3 separate regions of the Homo sapiens genome follow, and all the other regions are linked to region 2. The links are chromatin loops, found by intact Hi-C in ENCODE. Cell type or tissue: B cell. All regions are shown on one strand. Each heading gives the region's core, and the rest is flanking DNA. Links, peaks and the distances in the headings are about the cores only. Region 1 overlaps FOXN3 (forkhead box N3). Region 2 has its middle 150 kb from the start of FOXN3-AS2. Region 3 overlaps FOXN3 (forkhead box N3).

The links. Peaks named below come from ENCODE experiments on the same cell type or tissue, not always from the same donor. Only the 100,000 strongest peaks of a DNase experiment are listed, where the experiment ranks them.
Region 1: a loop joins it to region 2, with 16 times the contacts of the local background. A loop is called at or near these places in 1 of 110 quality-filtered maps.
Region 3: a loop joins it to region 2, with 20 times the contacts of the local background. A loop is called at or near these places in 1 of 110 quality-filtered maps.

The regions. Positions count from the first base shown.
Region 1 is chr14:89,380,216-89,387,158 of GRCh38, forward strand. All of the region lies in intron 2 of FOXN3 (forkhead box N3), which reads right to left. Among named protein-coding and RNA genes, the nearest start is that of FOXN3-AS3, 33 kb to the left of the region's middle. RefSeq lists enhancers at 3,557-3,676, 3,737-3,906, 3,917-4,116, 5,788-5,857, 5,908-5,957 and 1 more. In B cell, for the core only: no CTCF peak of the experiment used is centred there; DNase peaks (open chromatin) are centred at 3,996 and 6,152; H3K4me3 peaks cover 590 bases; H3K27ac peaks cover 3,094 bases.
Region 2 is chr14:89,718,080-89,725,022 of GRCh38, forward strand. No RefSeq gene overlaps it. Among named protein-coding and RNA genes, the nearest start is that of FOXN3-AS2, 150 kb to the left of the region's middle. In B cell, for the core only: no CTCF peak of the experiment used is centred there; DNase peaks (open chromatin) are centred at 1,482, 2,052, 2,942, 3,972 and 1 weaker place; H3K4me3 peaks cover 2,615 bases; H3K27ac peaks cover 3,543 bases.
Region 3 is chr14:89,332,772-89,339,714 of GRCh38, forward strand. The region is part of intron 3 of FOXN3 (forkhead box N3); the gene reads right to left. Among named protein-coding and RNA genes, the nearest start is that of FOXN3-AS3, 14 kb to the right of the region's middle. RefSeq lists an enhancer at 6,582-6,851. In B cell, for the core only: a CTCF peak has its summit at 3,691 (motif pointing right); a DNase peak (open chromatin) is centred at 3,730; H3K27ac peaks cover 552 bases.

The DNA of each region.
Region 1 (6,943 bases), core at 1,255-6,254, 340 kb before region 2:
TGGGAGTTCCCCTGCACAAGTTCTCTCTTTGCCAGCCACCATGTAAGACATGCCTTTGCTCCTCATTCATCTTCTGCCATGATTGTGAGGCCACCCAAGCCACGCAGAATTGTGAGTCCATTAAACCTCTTTCCTTTATAAATTACCCAGTCTCAGGTATGTCTTTATTTGCAGTGTGAGAATGTACTAACACAAAGTCCTATTTCACAGGGATACCAAAGGACTTTAGTCAAGCCTAAACTCCTCAATCATGTTAACATCAAACAGCAGTCAAGCTTCCTGAGAAGAACATTTTGCACAACTCAGAAAGACCTCCATGTTGACCATGCAGTCCAGTGAGCCCGTACACCGTGCCCGTCTGTGCGCCCAGCATGAAGGCGACTGGAACCACACCCCTTATAAGTCGTATCAGCAATCACCTGCTTCTCACTCAGCATGCTGAGGCCACGCACCAGGGTGCCCACAACCCCGTCCTATAAAGAGCGGAGGCAATGACACTGTCAGCCTCACAGACCATGGGCAGTTTTCTAAGTCACATTTAGAATCACTACTGAAGATGCTTCCCCTGTGGACAAGGGGCAAAACCAGTCCTGAGATGCCCAGAGCTCTACATGTTAAGACTCAAATCAGGCCAGGTGTGGTCAGGCCAGGCGTGGTGGCTCATGCCTATAATCCCAGCATTTTGGGAGGCTGAGGCGGATGGATCACTTGAGGTCAAGGTTTCAAAACCAGCCTCACCAACATGATGAAACCCCATCTCCACTAAAAATACAAAAAGTAGCCAGGTGTGGTGGCGTGTGCCCATAATCCCAGCTACTCAGGAGGCTGAGGCACGAGAATCACCTGAACCCAGGAAGCAGCGATTGCAGTGAGCCAAGATCATGCCATTGCACTCCAGCCTGGGCAACAGAGTGAGACTCCCTCCGTCTCAAAAAAAAAAAAAAAAAAAAAAAAGACTCAAATCAAACTCAGCAAACACAGGAGAAAAGCCTCCTTCTAAGATAAATCACCACAAAGGTAACAGTCATCTTCAGATATTATTGACAAATAGCAATAATAATTGTCTACTGTGGACTATGTACTCCCAGGATTCCTTGGGTGACTCACAGGATACCTCGAACCCCGAGGCCTACAAAATCACACAGATGATAGGTTTGTTTTTAATTTTATAACTAAAGCCTTTCCAACATCTGGTGACATAACCATAAGAGCCCTCTCCAACTAATTCTAACATTGCCCGACATCCTGGCCATGTAAAGTGTGCTGCCAAGTCTGGCTAGGCCCTGCACCTGCAGCCCAAAAAAAGCCTCAAAAAGCAAAAAAAAAAAAAAAAAAAAAAGGTTTGCTTAAGTGAAGGTACAGGCCAAGTGTGCTGGCTCCCACCTGTAATCCCAACACTTAGGGAGGCAGAGGTAGGAACATCACCTGAGCCCAGCAGTTTGAGAACAGACTGTGCAACATAGAAGACCCCATCTCTATGAAAAAATTAAAAAAATTAGCCAGGTGTGATGGTGCGCACCTGTGGTCCCAGCTACTCAGGAGGCTGAGATGGGAGGATCTCTGGAGTCCAGGAGTTCAAGGCTGCACTGAGCTGTGATCATGCCACTATACTCCAGCCTGGGCAACAGAGAAGGAGGGGAGGGGAGGGGAAGGGAAGGGGAAAGGGAGGGACGGAGGGAGGGGCGGCAATGCCCCAGGCCCTTTGCTTGATCCTCTCAACTACTCCTAAGCTTGACCTGGTGTGTCTGCAGCCCACACATCTGCCTGTCAATTGATTATCCTCTCTAGATGACCCTTTGGCCCCTTGAGTCCATCATGGCCAGACCACAACCCATTCATCACCTTGCCCCACTGCTTGTCAGACCAAATCCATTCTCCTCCCTATTCCCCTCGCCTCTAAGCAGACTTAAACCTAGATTCTTACTTCCCTTCCTTGTCTGCCTACCCTATGACCCCCACAGCTATCATCAGAGCCTGTGGGTTCTACCTCTGTGACAGTAGGTCTGGTGTCACCAAGTGTACACCTTGCTGCCAACCTAATTCCATCCTTCATTATAACCCGGCTGGACCGCTGACCCATCACTCTACTTCATTATACTTCAAATCCCACTCCCACACTCCATGCCTCTCCGTGCTCCAAGCCTTCAAATGTTCCCCAGTAGAGACACAAAACACCCTCACTTCCAAGCCTGAAAGTCAAGCCCTTCCCAACATGGCACCTTCCTATCTTTCTGGCCTTCTCTTATGCCAACCCATCTCTGTTCCCTCATGTTCTCCACTTCTACAAGTTTTCTCTCCAAATGCATCTATACTCATCTGCATTGGCTCAAGCCACTGTCCCTACCCCACCCACAAATGCCCTTTCAGGTGGGGCAGGAAGCACGTGGGTTTGGGAATAGGAAGGATCTGAGTTCAGATTCTGTTCTGCTCCTTCCTAGCTGTGTCACCTGTGATCGGTTACCTAATTGCCTCTCTGACCCTCAGTTTCCTCATCCATAAAATGGAACAATCATTGCCACTTTACAGAGTGTTGAGCTCTTTAGATAACATATGAAACCGCTTGGCAAAGAGGGGATGGTGTTTGAGGCACAGAAAACACAGACAAAAGCTTGGAGGTCTCCTTGATGATGACATGTACGTGAAAGGGACGGTGAAGAAACTCCCCAGCTGGAGGAAGTGCCCTCCTGGGTCCAAGACGGGAGAAGCAGTAGCAGGAGGCTCCCCAGCAGGGATCCACCCAACACCATTCCCTCGATACTCTATTGCTCAGAACACTCAAGCAGTTTTGTGTTTGGAGCACAGTTTTGGGTGGTGTTTTTTTTTTTTTTTTTTTTTTTTTCCTTTTTTGGCTAGAGTCAGTACCATCTGTGAATTACACTGCGGTAGCCAGGTTTTTTGATAATTTGAATAAGACCTCAGGGAGTCTGAACTAAACATATGTCCCTCAAAAATATAAAGTAATTCATATGCTTTCATCTATTAATTGGGAAAATGAGCTTTTATCAATGTCTAAATGTTCACGAACAGGCAGAGAAATGTCAGGTTCTACCACATGTGACACGGCAAAAAAGACATCTTCCAATGCATGAGGCTTCTCCAGGCAGACATGAAGAGGGACACACTAGCCTGATAGAGCAGGCAAAATGACGACAAAAATCAGAGGTGAGTGTATTGCACCAAATTAGGTTGGTGCAAAAATAATTGCAGTTTTTGCCATTACTTTCAATAGTTTCCCAGAGCTGCCATCACAAATTAACACAAACTTGGTGGCTTAAATCAACAGAAATTCTCTCACAGACCAGAAGTGTGAAATCAAGGAGCCGACAGGACCTGGGGAACATCCTTCCTTGCCTCCTCCTGGCTTCTGGCGGCCCCCGGCCGATCTTGGCACTCCCTGGCTCACCCCTGCATTGGTCCAGTCTCTTCCTGTGTCATCTTCCCCACGTATCTGTTTCCTTTCCTCTCCTCTCCTCTCCTCGTAAGGGACGCTAGTCAATGACTTCAGAGCCCACTCAAATCCATTCTGACCTCATCTTAACCAATTACATCTGCAAAAACCCTATTTTTATTTTTATGTATTCATTTTTTTTTTTGAGAAGAGTCTTGCTCTGTCGCCCAGGGTGGAGTGCAATGGTGCGATCTCAGCTGACTGCAAACTCTGCCTCCCAGGTTCAAGCAATTTTTGTGCCTCGGCCTCCCGAGTAGCTGGAATTACAGGTGCCCACCACCATGCCCAGCTAAAAAAAAAATGCTATTTTAAAATAATTAGGTCACTAAATAAGACTCCAGGTGGACATGAATTTGGTGGGGGGGGACATTTCAGCCCACTACAGTGATAACAGAGAACATCAGGGGATATGCTACAATCATTAGAGCTGAAAGAACCTCAAAGGTAACCTTTTCCACAGATGTTAAACAGACTTCTTCTCTGATGCCAGCCCCAAGGGACTGGTGGTGGCTTCTGAGAATGGTGCTCACAGAAGCAGCTGAGGATGACAGCTGTGGCCAGCGATGGATGGCTGCCCTGGGCGTGGCATGTGGGAGAGGAGATCAACTCCTCACCTCTGCGCCCACCAGCCTGCTTCACTGTGCTCACTTTGCAGATATAGAAACTAAGCCTGTGAAATGCTGAAGTGATAGTTCTACTTAGTGGAAGAATCAGGACCAGAACCCAAGTCTCCTGAGTCTGCATCTGACAACCAGCTCTTCTAATACGTACCAGGAACATACAATTCTGAGTCACAGACAAGCTACTTACTATGGGCAGACACTAAAAAACAACTAATGACTTTCATTCATATAACATGGTTTCATCCACTTGGAAAACTGTTTTTGTAATCTAGATTAAAAAAAACTTCCTTTCTTCAACAAACATCAGCCCCACACCTACCACAATACCAGGAATGAGTCCTAGGAATACCTCATCTAGTTGTAAAAATATATATATAAAGCAATACAGAGATGCAGAGATAAAAATAAGCCCTGTCTTATGGTTCCACTGAGAAGAGGGACATGACCCAGCCTGAGCAGGGAGAATCATGGCAGACTTCTTGGAGGCGATGATGGCTGTCAAAGTCTACAGGATGAACAGGCCTTAGCTAGGGGCAGAGAAGGATAAGGTCATGACTAATGGCAGGAACAACAGCCTTGATGGCTCTCTGAACTGGAGCTAAGGTTGCTGTACGTGTTGTAAATTACATGGTTTTATATCCCATGGAGAAACAGCCTTACAATGAAATCTTTTTATAAACTTGCACCTGGAGATTATGTCTCTCCCCTAAGTCGGCATCTTACCAGGGAAGGAGAATTATGGAATCTGCCGAGTTTCCATTTTTGCCTTGGCTGTCAGGCACTCAATCACAACAAATATATTAGGTCAAGAATTTGGAATATTTGCTTTCCCCTCTCTCTACTGCATTTGTCTATTTTCAATTTTTACCTTAGCGACCTGATTGTGACCTATATGTCTTATGGCAAGCCCTATGAAAAGGAAGTGGGGTATAAATTATAAATGTGCCAATAAAGAATACTGGCTAATACCTACATAAACATGCTAATAAAGAATATTGGCCAATATCTATAGAGAGGGTCCGGGAGGTCTAAAATCTATAACCCTATCACCTTGAGCCTAAGTTAAGATGCCACATGGCCCATCTTTTTCAAAAGTCCAAACCCATCAACTTCAGAGAGGAAAAGGCTTAATTAATTATAGGTAAAGCCATCCGTGTCCTGAGGCAGATGAGACCAATTTCTCTCTGAATAACAAAAGCTGAGGCAAACATTTAAAAAAAAAAAAAAAAAAAAAAGGAGGGCTGGGTGCCATGGTTCACGCCTGTAATCCCAGCAGTTTGGGAGGCAGAGGCAGATGGATCACCTGAGGTCGGGAGTTCAAGGCCAGCCTGACCAACATGGAGAAACCCTGTCTCTACTAAAAATACAAAATTAGCCAGGCATGGTGGCACATGCCTGTAATCCCAGCTACCTGGGAGGCTGAGGCAGGAGAATTGCTTGAACCCAGGACGCGGAGGCTGTGGTGAGCCAAGATCATGCCATTGCATTCCAGCCTGGGCAACAAAAGTGAAACTCTGTCTCAAAAAACAAGGAGTTGGCTAACGTTCTCTCAGGCCTCTTACTGTGAGTGTACATGAGAGGGAGAAAAAAGCAAAAGAGGAGAACAAGATGAGAACTACTTACGTAACTGAGGTGTCAAGATACTGGCTGAAGGCCATCCTCACAAAGACTCACTTCTACTCACTGAGAGAATAAAAGAATTGCAGATTCAGACTCACAACGGTTCTACTCTCCAACAACTGAAAACTTGATCTCTCTTTGCTTTTGTCAACTCAGCAAGTTTATGGGTAGGTTTGACACGCAAATGCCTTCGCTGACAGCAAACAGCTCAGAGGATGCACACGGGGGAGCTCGGGAGGGTGGGTGAAAATTTCACTCTTTCTCCAGATGTAGGAGGAGCTAAGTGTTTGGGGAAAATTAACCAACCAAAAATTATTTTTTAATTGCTTCCTGTGCACAGAGCACTTGCTAAGTGCCACCAGAAATGAAATATAAGGCAACTCCCCTGACATCGAGGAGTGTGTCATCTGCTCTCTAGTGAAAGCAGGAGCACTGGAGTCAGGGACACACATGTGGTCTCCCATCTGTCAAGGTCGTCCACGGACAGCCGCAGAGGCCTGCCCTGCACAACTGCAGGAGGTGCCATTTCACAGGGCTGCAACGTGAAGTCATAGTTCTAATCCTGGCACTACTAGGCTAGGGGAACTTAGCAAGTAACTTAACCAACTTCTAAAGTGGTTTTGAGAATTGAGAGATTAGACAGGTCAGGTTAAGTAAGATAGTGCCCAACACCTAACAAGGGCTCAATCAATGCCAGCTCAACAAATCATCATCTAATTAGAGCCAAAGCACACTCTATTAGTCAGCTCAGACTACCAGAACAAAATACCACAGACTGCGTGGCTCATACAACAGAAGTTACTTTTTCACAGTTCTGGAGTCTGGGAAGTCCAAGGTCAAAGTGCCAGCAGCTTCAGTTCCTGGTAAGGACTCTCTTCGTGAGAAGACGGCTGCCTTCTCACTGTGTGCTCATGGGGACTGCCCTTGGTGTGCGTGCATGAATAGAGTGATCTCTCTTCCTCCTCTTATAAGGCCACCAATCCAATCAGATTAGGACCCCATCCGTATGGTCTCAACCTTAATTAGCTCCACATTGAGGGTTTGCGCTTCAACATATAAATTGGGGGGTGCCAGGCATGGTGGCTCACGCCTGTAATCCCAGCACTTTGGGAGGCCGAGGCAGGTGGATCACTTGAGGTCAGGAGTTCAAGACCAGCCTGGCCAACATGGTGAAACCCCATCTCTACTAAAAATACAAAAAATTAGCCAGATGTGGTGGTGTACCTGTAGTCTCAGCTACTCGGGAGGCTGA
Region 2 (6,943 bases), core at 625-5,624:
TGGTCCCAGAGGTGTGGAAGAGCTTGAATAAAACAGTACCATCATCACCTATTATGTGAGGAAGGCATTATTATCCCTATGGTGCAGAAATGGAACTGAGGATCAGAGATGTCAAATAATTCTCTTAATGTCACTCAACTAGATTGTCCCAAAGCTGGCCCTAAGCCCAGGGCTGTGTGACTCCAAGTTGACATTGCCTTTTTGATTGAGATGCTTTGAGTAATTTTTATCGAATTGGCTTAATATAGCTGAGTAGTGATTTGCCAAATTTGTGCCACCACATAGAAGGTTATATAGGTCCTTATCCATAAACACTATAGCCTAATGTCTTTGCCTGTGCTGCCTGCTCCTCCCACAGGTGACCCTGTTTCTTCCCTTCCATCAACACAGCTGGCTGTTCCATGGCCCTTGGCTACCAGCTCTCAGCTTCCTTGATCTTTTCCAAGGCTTCAGTGCAAAGCATCAGCTTCTTCTCTGCCTTCTGTTGCATCTCAGTTTTCTATTCCCCACTCCTAGATAGCCCCTCCACAAATTTAAAAAACCTAATTATTCCTAACACAAATGAGTTTAAAGCATATGAAGCAAATTTCTCACAGTTGCAAATAAAGGCACTGTACTCATTAGTACAAGTGACAAAAATCCAACTCAATCAGCTTTATGGAGTTAATTGGTTCATGTACCTGGGAAGTCTGGGGGTGACCACCTTCAGGCATAGCTGTATCAAGTGGCTCAAACAATGATAAGAGGGCTCTGTCTTTTGACTTTGATTGACTTCACTCTCAAGCAGAATCTCTCCAATCTCTCCAACACGGCTGCAAGGACCCCTGTCTGGCATCTTCAGCCTCCTGTGTTCTTTAGATCTCTGCATCCTAGGGCAAGGGAGAAGGACACTTCCCTCCACCCCTACCCCTACCCTTAGCTCTCAAGCAAACTCCCTATAATGATTTTGATTCACTTTGCTTGGGTTGCATTATATCGCAGCAATGGGGTGGGGTCACACTGTTGGCAGCCTTGCCAACATCACACAAAATGGGTGAAGTGGTCATTACCTTCAGATAGAAAAACAGGAGACAGGCGAGGCGCGGTGGCTCATGCTGTAATCCCAGCACTTTGGGAGGCCGAGGTGGGCGGATCATCTGAGGTCCAGAGTTCGAGACCAGCCTGACCAACGTGGAGAAACCCCGTCTCTACTAAAAATACAAAATTAGCCGGGCGTGGTGGCACATGCCTGTAATCCCAACTACTCCGGAGGCTGAGGCAGGAGAATGGCTTGAACCCGGGAGGCGGAGGTTGCTATGAGCCGAGATTGCGCCATTGCACTCCAGCCTGGGCGACAAAAGCAAAACTCCATCTCCAAAAAAAAAAAAAAAAGAAAAAGAAAAACAGGAGACCAGAGTAACATTTCACCTCGTCATGAACTTTCCCTGAGGGACTCTCATGACAGCAGAAAGAGGAAGCACGTGTCCTCTATCTAACAACCACAACCACCATAGTCTCATTCAGCAAGATTGACCCCCACCTTCCAGTTGGCCTGGGTTGAACAGGTGCCCAGCATTAGATCCAGAAGCCAGGAGAAAACAGCCAGATGCAACAGGCACACCCAGTCCCTGAAGCCCTCACTGGTCCCAACTACCCCAGGCCCTACCAGAAGTATCTGTGGAGAGGAGGGATGGAGGCGTTCAGCCCCCTTCTCCACTCCTAGACCCCCAGAGCAACTTCAGGGACTCATTTCAATAAGTATATTCCCAATTTATTTCTTTTTTTTCTCCCAGATCTAAATGATCATCATGATGGTGATGGAGGAAGCAGTGATAATGATGATGATGATGTCATAAAACTAAAATTATTGAGCACTAAGTACTGGTCAAGATGCTTTAGATACATCAGTTCATCGAATCCTCTCAACAACCTTGTTTTACAGGTGAGCGTTTGAGGATGGGTGATAAGGTCTCGCTGTGTCCATATCCAAATCTCATCTTGAATTGTAGCTCCCGTAATTCCCATTTGTGGTGGGAGGGACCTGGTGGGAGATAATTGAATCATGGGGGTGGTTTCCCCCAACTGTTCTCGTGGTAGTGAATAAGTCTCACGAGATCTGATGGTTTTATAAGGGGAAACCCCTTTTGCTTGGCTTTCATTCTCCTTCCTGCCGTGTTTGCTTCCCCTTCCTCCATGGTTGTGAGTTTCCTGAGGCCTCCCCAGCCACACTGAACTTGAGTCAATTAAGCCTCTTTCCTTTATAAATTACCCATTCTGGGGTAGTGTCTTTGCAGCAATGTGAGAACGGACTAATACAATGGGGAAATTAAGAAATGTACCCAAGGTCACATCTGGTAAAGGAAGAATGGGGCTTTGCACTCAAGCAGTTTCTTAACCAGTCGTGAAGATTCTTGTTAGTGGGGCACTTATGATGTGCCACATGCTTTACGTGAATTATCTCCTTTAACTTTCACAGTGGCCCAACAATACAGTGCCTATTATCATCCTTGCTTCATGAAGAAGAACACGAGGTTTAGGAGGGTTCACCCTCTCAGTCAAAGTCCCTGAAGTGCAGAACTTGGCCAACCCCACAGTGGACTGGCTTCTGCTAGGCAGTTGGGAGCCACTGCCATCTCCAAACAGCAGGAAGAGATGCTCAAAGCTGTGCTTTTGAAAAATCAATCTGGCAGTAGTGGAGAAGATACACTGTCTTTTCTCAGCTCAGCATACCAGTTGGAAGGCCTAACCACAGAGCCAGCAGGCGGCAGAGCTGGGGGTTAGATCCCACATCTACCTGATTCCAGCACCCTTGCTCGAATCCCCCAAACCTAGCTGCTTGAGGCCAGATGAAGGCTTCCGGCTTCACAAGTGCCCTTCCCTCACTGCGGGTGCATTGGCACCTCACTTCCTTGCCACACTTCCTCTTGTTTTGAACCACTATATTGGCTCATCTCAGCAGCAGACAGTTCCTCTGAATAGAGTATGCCCTGAAAAGTCAAAATCTACCACCAGCTGGAGCTGGTAAGGCTGCAGTACTTCCTGTTGAATCGGGTCTTGGGGCCAGAAACCACATTGTTATTTATACCCGAAGCTCTTTATTCACGGTGCTTTACAAAACAAAGAAGGGGCAGCCCCCTGTCTTATGGAGCCAGCAGACCCCAGAGATACAGAAGACAACAGACAATAATAAGCCCTCTCCCCTCTCCTTAAGCTGTAACTTCCATCCTGCCTGACCAGTCCCTGCCACTGCCCCTTTGTTTCTTCTATTACCTTCCTCTGAGCAGTCTTATTATGGAAATAGACTCCTAATTAACACATCAGGTTTCCGCTTTTCCAAAAAGTCTCTGAAATTGGCCCGTTTCATGATGTTGTTCACTCCAAACACCCCCTGCTATCTTTATTTTGTTCTGCTTTTCATCCTGGCTTATATCATTTATTTCTTTGTATTGAAAGCTTGTCAACTCATGGGACCTGGCATGTATTAATTAGGAGGATGGTCTGGAGCCCGACACAGCTTGATGGAAAGCCAGTCTGAGGGGGGAATTAGGCAGAGAATCAGAAAGAAGCTGAACCAAGCAGCAGAGGGGTAGATGGCTTAAGACCATGACCCAAATTTCAGACCCAGGGTGACCGACTGTCAGCCTTCTGGGCTGGGATTCTTCCCTTAAGCTAAGACAGTCTTCACTTTGTGCCATAAAAGTGCACGTCAGGTCTCACCTCTGTGCCGTTTGCTCAATGTGTACCCCCCTGCCGGGATGCCCTTCTTTCTCTTTTCTACCTACTAAGCTCTGCTGCTTTTCAAGGCCAAAATGAAGTCCCATCTCCCATAAAAAGCCTTCCGCGGCTCCTCCAGTCCTGAGCAACCTCCATTTTCATGACACTCTTGCAGGATTTGTAGCACATAATTTAGGCCTTGCTTATGTAGTCTTCTTAATGAGAACTGTCTTAGTCTCTCCAGCCACGTCAGAGAGAAACAGAGTTCAGGAAGACATAGGTTGAATAAGAAAGAAGCTTGTTTGCCCCTCTGGGGACAGCAGGAGGAGAGGGACAAGCTCAGCAGGCCCGTGCGATTGCACAGAAGCTGGCCTCCAGCGTTGCCCAGACAATCCCCAGCTGTTTTTTAAAAACATTACCAAGTACACAAATCTCTGCTGTTACCAGCTGGCTAGAGTTGCCCATGTGAGAAGCAGCTCAACTGGAAACCAGTGTCTGCAAGTTGAAGGGCGTGTCCTTGGATTTTGGACTCATATCTGAAACATTTATTCCTTGTTCTGCCCACAGGTCTTAATACGCATGGGGAACACTGTATTGAGGGGCTCTGTGCCCTCTCCTGAAAATCCTTTGTCCATTTCTGAGTGTCCTTCCCTTGGCTTCTCTCTTTTTTTTTTTTTTTTTTTTGAGACAGAGCCTTGCTCTGTTGCCCAGGCTAGAGTGCAGTGGTGCGATCTCGGCTCACTGTAACCTCCGCCTTTCAGGTTCAAGCAATTCTCCTGCCTCAGCCTCCTGAGTAGCTGAGATTACAGGCATGCGCCACCACACCCAGCTAATTTTGTATTTTTAGTAGAGTCGGGGTTTCACCACGTTGGCCAGGCTGGTCTCAAACTCCTGGCCTCAGGTGATCCACCTACCTCAGCCTCCCAAAGTGCTGGCATTACAGGCGTGAGCCACCAAGACTGGCCCCTTCCCTTGGCTTCTATGCCTGCTTCTAATGACTCTCTTCTAAAGACTGGTGACAGATGTACCTGGAAATTTGGGTCCTCCCTAGGGGGCCATTGGCCAATGGCTGACTGGTGCAGAATATGAAAGCCCAGCTCTGGGGTGCCTGGAGTTGGGATACAATCAGAGGTGTAACTTACACTCCACTGCTTTTTGTAGAGCCATGCTGAGGCTGGGACTTGGCCTGAAGTGGCTGTCTTGCTGGGCTCCTTTCCCTTCCCCATCCAGCCTGTTCCTCCTCCCACCCCCTCATTTCCCCTGGAGCACTTCATTTATAAACTCTGGCATACTAGTCCCCATCTGCGAGACTGTGTCTGCGAGACCCTGACCTACCATAATGCATATGGCACATCTCTTCATTGGTAGTCAGCCCACCATCACCCCCCACAAGCCCATATTTTAAGGCCATTTTATAAATTCAAATGTTCCCTCCAATACAGTGAAAATCCATCCAGTCATGCTCAGGTGATGTGATGATAGACATCTAGTCAGAAACTTATTTTTATTTATGTTGGTTACAAATTAAAGTCATCATTCATCCTCCTAGCACAGTAGTATCTTGCCCCTCTGTGACTTTGGATGCTGCCAAGGTAGTCACGAATAGATTTCATTCATCTTTCTAGATCCTGTTTTCTTGATATTTGTAGCTCAAGAATGATTCTGCACCACTGGCCCTGCCCCAAATCCTCCTGATAGGCTACTCTGAGTAACCAAGCAAATGAGAAGATGACTTTCTGTCCCAGGCCACACAGATCACTAAACTCTAAGTTTATTAAAACCTCTCTCTAGACTGGGCACAGTGGCTCACGCCTGTAATCCCAGCACTTTGGGAGGCCAAGGCAGGTGGATCACTTGGGGTCAGGAATTTGAGACCAGCCTGGCCAACATGGTGAAACCCCACCTCTATTAAAAACACAAAAATTAGCCAGGAGTAGTGGTGGGTGCCTGTAATCCCAGCTACTTGAGAGGCTGAGGCAGGAGAATCGCTTAAACCCAGGAGGCAGAGGCAGGAGAATCGCTTAAACCTGGGAGGGGGAGGCAGGAGAATCGCTTAAACCTGGGAGGCGGAGGTCGCAGTGAGCCGAGCTCAAGATTGCACCATTGCACTCCAGTCTGGGTGACAGAGCAAGACTCCGTCTCAAAAAAAACAAAAACAAAACCAAAAATCTCTCTCTAAACCCACCAGCACACTGCTACCTTTGCTGCTGCTGTACATATTCTCTTTGAACCCCCATTCCCCACCCCCAAGCCCCAAACCAGGTCTTATAATTCTTTGCCCCTTCATAGTGCTCAGCACAGGGCCAGGGGCAAACTTGTCAAATTCATCAGTCACATGGGAAGTAAAAGTCACAACTTTGAACCAAGCCAGGTAAACAGGGTTTGTGCAAGAGTCAACCTATTCATGGGACCAAGTACATTTCCAAGCTAGAGACAAAATTGGCCACCGAAACATATTTTTCTGAAATGTAATTTCTCCAACTCCTTTAACTATCTGCCCTCAGGTGCATTTGGTTTTTCTTTCTAGCGCTATTGTTCTGCAACTTGATCCCTTTTTCTGCCTCTCTGAGAAATTCAAGTTTTCCTGAACTTAGGGTTTTTAGTACTTTAGATTTCTAAGAAAGGCAGTTTATTAGGAAACCTTGTGTTTACTCAAGTTTGCAGCAGGTCCCGGTTGGCCAGCAGGCTCAATGTGATTCCTTGAAATTCTGTTCCGGGCATGGACTCCCGGGAGCTAAATGTAACATTTAGTCATCAATAGGATAATTTAGGTTCATTCTTTCTACTTGCCTCCTTAAGAAGGGATTGGAGTTCACGCTGGTATTCTCTAGAAAACGGAACTACCTTCCCACCCTGTAGAAGTATGTTATGATGGAAAGAGCCACCTATTTCCTGTGTTGGCTTCTTCTCTGCTTTCGGATTTAGGCACGGTGTCTTTTCAGATGTGCTGACTTTTTACGGCTTCAGCAAGGTAATACTGTATAAATGCCGTTGGCCGTTTACCATTTGGGATTCAACGCAACGTCTGGATCTTGTTATGTAGGCATTTTCAGAGCATTACAGCTCAGCTGTGAAAGCACTCTGGCTTAAAGCGAAAATGCAGTAGAACCTTGCTAATCTAACAACTTAATAACACTTGCCACCCCTTCACAGCAAGGACTTAATGGTAAGACTCAAAGTGAGGCTTCATGTTTTAGAATGCACAGGAATGCATCCCACAGATGACTGTGTTATCATCAATAATCTCCAA
Region 3 (6,943 bases), core at 1,047-6,046, 380 kb before region 2:
CAGGACGGAGAAAATACTTGCAAAGCACATATCCAATAAAGAGTTAATATCCACAATAGAAAGGCACTCATACAACTCAACAGCAAAACAAAACAAAACAAAAAACTAAACAAATCCCACAAATAACCCAGTTTAAAAATGGGTAAAGAACCTGAATAAACATTTTTCTAAAGAAGACACACAAATATCCAGCAGGTATATGAAAAGGTGCTCAACATCACTAATCATCAGGGAAATGCAAATAAAGCCACAATGAGATACCACCTCACATCTGTAAGAATGGCTACTATCAGAAAGACTGTCTGTACTGGTGAGGACATGGAGAAAAGGAAACTCTAATACCTTGTTGGTGGAAATGTAATTTGGTTCAGCACCAGGCCGGGCTCGGTGGCTCACGCCTGTAATCCCAGCACTTGGGAAGCCGAGGCAGGTGGATCACGAGGTCAGGAGTTCAAGACCAGCCTGGCCAAGATGGTGAAACCCCGTCTCTAATAAAAATACAAAAAAAAATTAGCAGGCACCTGTAATCCCAGCTACTCGGGAGGCTGAGGCAGGAGAATCACTTGAACTCAGAGGGCAGAGGTTGCAGTGAGCCAAGATCGCGCCACTGCACTCCAGCCTGGGTGAGAGAGCGAGACTCCGTCTCAAAAGAAAAAAAAAAAAGGCTCAGCACCTATTACGAAGAACAGTATGGAGGTTCCTTAGAGTATTAAAAACAGAACAGCTGGGTGTGGTGGCTCATGCCTGTAATCCCAGCACTTGCAGATCACCTGAGGTCAGAAGCTCGAGACCAGCCTGGCCAACATGGTGAAACCACATCTCTACTAAAAATACAAAACAATTAGCCAGGCATGGTGGCGCCTGCCTGTAATCCCAGCTAACTGGGAGGCTGAGGCATGAGAATCGCTTGACAGAGGTTGCAGTGAGCCGAGATGGCGCCAACTGCACTCCAGCCTGGGTGAACACAGAGAGACTATTAAAAAAAAAAAAAAAAAAAAAAAAAAACAGAACCCCCATAAGATCCAGCAATTCCACTTCTGGGTATATATCCAAAGGAAATAAAGTCACTATTTCAAAGAGATACTATATCTGCATGGCACTCTCAATTTCATTGCAGCATTATTCACAATAGCCAAAATATGGAAACAACCAAAGTGTCCACTGACAGATAAATTAATGAAGAAAATGTGGTGTGTATATATATATATATATATATATATATATATATATATATATATGTATATAAATGTGGTATACACACACACACACACACACACAAAGGAATATTACTTGACCTTAGAAAAGAAGGAAATCCTGCCATTTTTGACAGCATGGATGGACCTAGAGGACATCATGCTACATGAAACAAGCCAGACACAGAAACACAAATAGCACATGATCTCACTTATATATGGAATTTTAAAAAGGCAAACTCACAGAAACAGAGAATAGAAGGGTGGTTACCAGGGGTTGGGGTTGGGGAGTGAGGCGGGCTGGGGGAAACGAGATGATGTTGGTCAAAGGGTAAAAACTTGCAGTTATAAAATGAGTAAGTTGGCTGGATGTGGTGGCTCACGCCTGTAATCCCAGCACTTTGGGAGGATGAGGCAGGTGGATCACCTGAGGTCAGGAGTTTGAGACCAGCCTGGCCAACATGGCAAAACCCTGTCTCTACTAAAAATACAAAAATTAGCCAAGTGTGGTGGTGCACACCTGTAGTCTCAGCTATTCGAGAGGCTGGAGCAGGAGAATGGCTTGAACCTGGGAGGTGGAGATTGCAGTGAGCCAAGATCATGCCACTGCACTCCAGCCTGGGTGAGAGAACAAGACTTCATCAAACATAAAATAAAATAAAATAAAATAAAAGCCCTAGAGACCTAATTTACAGCACAGAGACTACAGTTAATAATACTGTATTTTATACTTTAAATTTGCTAATAAAAGAGTAGATTTGTTTTGTTTTGTTTTGTTCTTTGTTTGTTTTGTTTTGAGACAGAATCTTGCTCCTTGTTTTGAGACAGAATCTTGCTCCGTCACCCAGGCTGGAGTGCAATGGTGCGATCTCAGCTCACTGCAACCTCCGCCTCGCAGGTTCAAGCAATTCCCTGCCTCAGCCGCCCCAGTAGCTGGGATTACAGGCGTGCACCACCACACCCAGCTAATTTTTGTATTTTTAGTAGAGATGGGGTTTCACCATCTTGGCCAGGCTGGTCTTGAACTCCTGACCCCATGATCTGCCCGCCTCAGCCTCCCCAAGTGCTGGGATTACAGACCTGAAAAAGAGTAGAACTTAACTATTTTCATATCACACACACACACACACACACACACACACACACACACACACACACAAATGGTAACTATATGAGGTAATAGATATGTTAAACTGTGGTAATCATTTTACAATGTGTGTATCACAACATCACACTGTACGCCTTAAATATCCACAATTTTTATTCATCAATTATATTTCAATAAAGCTGGGGGCACAGAAGGACCAAAAACCCCCAAGTTTTCCAAGACTAATTGTAAAACAACTCAGTGGTCCAGCACATTACTTTCAGTTGAGTCTCTCAAACTGAGTGTCATTCCTACACCTGCTTAGATTACTGAAAACATCCTCACATGTAGCGTTTGGCCACAAGTGGTCTATTGAACTTGGCACAGCCAAAATGACCAACAGTGCTCATCATTCCTACGATCTAAGTCTTGCCTCAGCAAATATGCTATTTACAGACACTATTTTGATAATTATTTAGAGCTTAATTTTTATACACTTGGGTCAACCAGAAATCAGCCAGGCATTTTTGGAAGAATCTTCACTGCTTGTTCCTTAACAAAATAAAATTAACCCTGTGTCTTTAATCCATTTTATGACTTCAATATCAAATAAAAGGATGCTAATTATATCTATTCATTTTTATTTCACAAATATTTACTGTGTACAATATTAGAGATTCAGGACGGTGGTTAGAGAGATTTTCATTTTTAAAGAATGTTAACAAAATATGTTGCTCTAACAACAATAATTTTTTTTAAAAAAACTAAATTCAAAAGATGGTGAGAGTCCTTGTCAGTTCTCCCTACAGACATATCAAAAACAAATACATATAAGAAATGATTAGAAAGATAGCTGAAGTATAGACATTTATTCCCAAAATGACTGAGAGTTTAAGAGGAACAAAACAAGAGGAAACCCTCATTTGCTCTAAGAAGAATTCATGGGCAAGAAAGCTTTATAATATGGTGAGGTTTGACTCTCTTTTTTTCTTATTAAACAAACGTATAAATAATCCCTAAAATATTGTGTGATTCTCCCCACCCTACATTCGCTTTTCGATTTTGTCTAAAACAGAAGTGATCCTTACACACACACACACACACACACACACACACACACATTCATAATCCTTAGTCACCCCTTCCCCATTCTCCTAACGGTGCCTCCATCCATCCATCCATCCATCCATCCATCCATTCATCCATCCACACAGAATCCTCTCTGCTTCCTCCCCACGCCTCCCCCATCAATTTCCATGGCTCTCCCTCTAATTGTCATTGTTTCCTCACCATTGCCAGTTTCCAATGGCAGGAACTCTCACCTCCCATCTCTCTTACTCTCACTATGCTACAAACCCTAAATTCCTTTTTAACAAGTGATATGTCATTCTTCCTTTCCAAAGCTCATCGAAGAATGTTTCTGCAGAAGACAGTGACCACAAGGTGGCAAATTACCTTGAGAAGAACTCAGGCTATGGGGTCAGAACAGTCAGATGAGGCCGGCTCAGGTCCCAGCTCAGCCATCTGCAAGCTGTGTGACCTGCTCTTTATAGGCACGTGATAGCCTCTCACATGCTGTCTGTATACCAAGTCTGACACACAGTAGGTGCCCAATAAATGCTTGGTTTTCTGCCTCTCAATCAAAATCCAGAATGGTTTGGAGTCCAAAGCAGATGGAATAAAATAAATTTAAAATTCTTTACAGTCCTATAGTGCTAAACAGCTTACTTTCATAGTTCATTTCTTAGAAGCCTAGAATATCGGATGGAAATAGATTTTTGTTTTACTCTACATCAAAGAGTTGTATTAGAGAAATTCAGGTTGGTTTTCCTATAACTTTAACTTCAACAACTCTGATGATGGAACATGCCACATCTAAGGGGTGAGGGTAAGAAAGGGTGGTGTTAGAAAGAGGGAACTTCAAAGGGCTTTAATAAGAATAAAATTCCATTGGAGTCACCGTATGTCCAATCCTTCCTTTCTCAAGAACAATCCATTAAAAATCAGGGAGGGGGAGGTGCCCAAGAGAGGGGTCCTTAGGTAGTCAGGCCATGGTATGCCGCCAGAATGCCTCCAGAAAAATCAGGACCTCTGGCACCACAGATTTGTGAGTTCTGCACACAGATTTGGTAGTACAAAGAATTGCGATCTTCCTCTTTTAGCAGGTAGAGAAGGATAGCATTTGGGTGACTTTCTTCCTATGGGATCAAAGTGCGACAGGGAGATTTCCTGGGAGAGAAAAGCAAGATTGGGAGCTGGGAGGAGCCGGGCTTTGTTCTCATCAAAGAAGAAAAGAATGTAGGGGAAAAAAACTAATGAGTGACTGCCAAGAGATTTAAACACGGATTATGTATCTGGTAGAGAAAGAACACAATTGAGTGTTTGGGCTGGCCTGGGGTGAAAACTTTTCCCATTATGACTGGGGCAGGGAGAGCTCCGGCGCCTTACCTTTCAAGTGCCAGTTCCGCAGAAATGTACAGAGGAGCAGAGGGAGGCTTCTTTTCAAAGGAATAATGAACAAGACAAAGCTGGAGCAATTCCTGGCCTGCACCACCGTCAGCACATTTGCATTCTCTTTTCTTTTCTTTTTTTTTTTTGAGACGGAGTCTTGCTCTGTCACCAGGCTAGAGTGCAGTGGCACAATCTCAGCTCACTGCAACCTCTGCCTCCTAGGTTCAAGCAATTCTCCTGCCTCAGCCTCCTGAGTAGCTGGAATTACAGGCACGTGTCACCAAGCCCAGCTAATTTTTGTATTTTTAGTAGGGATGGGGTTTCACCATGTTGGCCAGGCTGGTCTTGAACTCCTGACCTCAGGTGATCTGCCTGCCTCAGCCTCCCAAAGTGCTGGGGTTACAGGCGTGAGCCACCGTGCCCAGCCACATTTACATTTTCTACAGCAGCTGCAAAAAAGTTTCCTCCTGTGACAATATTTGGTGCCTTGGAGTCAACAGCCTGGAATTTATAACCTTTCTATCCCTGGGCAGCCTGTCTTAGGCTTGAAGAATGACCAGGTCCAAACAGTCTGGCCTCGTGCATACCCAGAGGGACACTCGGACCTTGGCAGACAGATGGGGAAGTAGATGGAAGGTCAGAAACACCAACACTGCAAAATTGCTAAATTGTCTTTCATAGAGTCCAGCTTCTCCCTCCCCCTCCAAACATCTGGACTTGTGACTGTAAAGGGGAGGAGGGTAGCCAATGATTTCTGGCATCCCAGAGCAACTAAAGGAAAATATTTTTCACTACTCTTATAATCTATGCTATGCATTCTAAGAGAAATCATTGATAAATAATATATTTTGAATAACACCTACATGTGAAGTTTATAGCACCAGGAGAACTTGCAAACAGTCCTGGTTTTCACAGATCTTAAATCTAGGGGAAAGCACAGAACATAAAGTATAAAAAGATTCCTCACAATACAAAACCATATATATAAGGGCCAAACTGGTATGCAGCCGGCTGGGCGCGGTGGCTCACGCCTGTAATCCCAGCACTTTGGGAGGCCGAAGTGGGTAGATCATCTGAGGTCAGGAGTGCAAGACCAGCCTGGCCAACATGGTGAAACCTCGTCTCTACTAAAAATACAGAAATTAGTCAGGTGTGGTGATGGGTGCCTGTAATCCCAGCTACTCGGAGGCTGAGGGAGAAGAATCACTTGAACCTGGGGGTGGGCAGGGAGGCATGGAGGAGGCTGCAGTGAGCCAAGATCATACCACTTCACTCCAGCCTGGGTGAAAGGGCAAAACTCTGTCTCAAAGAAAAAAAATATTTGGTATGCAGCATTTGCAGAAACAAGACTGCACAATTATTAAAAGACAGTGGCAATGGTGAGGAAGGAGAAATCAAATTCAATGACTTTCCCTGGGCCAGGCACAAGGGCTAGGCATTTGGTACATCATTTTACTTAATTTAATCCCTAAAGCACTCGTTTAAGACAAGTATTCTTTTTGTTGGTTTGTTTTTGAGACAGAGTTTCACTCTTGTTACCCAGGCTGGAGTGCAACGGTGCGATCTCGGCTCACTGCAACCTCTGCCTCCTGGGTGAGTTGCTGGGATTACAGGTGCCTGCCACCATACCCAGCTAATTTTTGTTCTTTTTAGGAGAGACGAGGTTTTGCCACGTTGGCCAGGCTGGTCTCAAACCCCTGACCTCAGGTGATCTGCCCGCCTCGGCCTCCCAAAGTGCTGAGATTACAGGTGTGAGCCACCACGCCCAGCCTAAGACAAGTATTCTTATGCCACAATGAGTAACAAAACAGAGGCTCAGGGACCAGAGGCTTCAGGTAACATGTCCAAGGTCACACAGCTAGTGAGTGGCCCAGGGAGGCTCTAACCTGAGCCTCTTTCTAGACCTAACTAAGATCTGCTCTGAGCCTGCTGCGACATTGGCCAACCTGCAGGAGCTGGGAGGAAGCATGGAGACCCTCCAGTCCCCGTCTGCACCAGGGCAAGCGTGTGGTTCTCTCGGATCCTGCTCCTTCCAATGCTGGGGAGGCAGAAGGACCTCTCTGGGGCACTAAAGCTCATGGGAGACAGGCCCAGGACAGAGTTTCTGACTCCTGCTCTACTGCGGGCAGGATCGGGCAGGCGGGGAAGCCAGAGTCACGCTTTGAGAGCTTCAGACTGTGGGATCTTTTTCATTTCTCTGCTTCCTCACTGT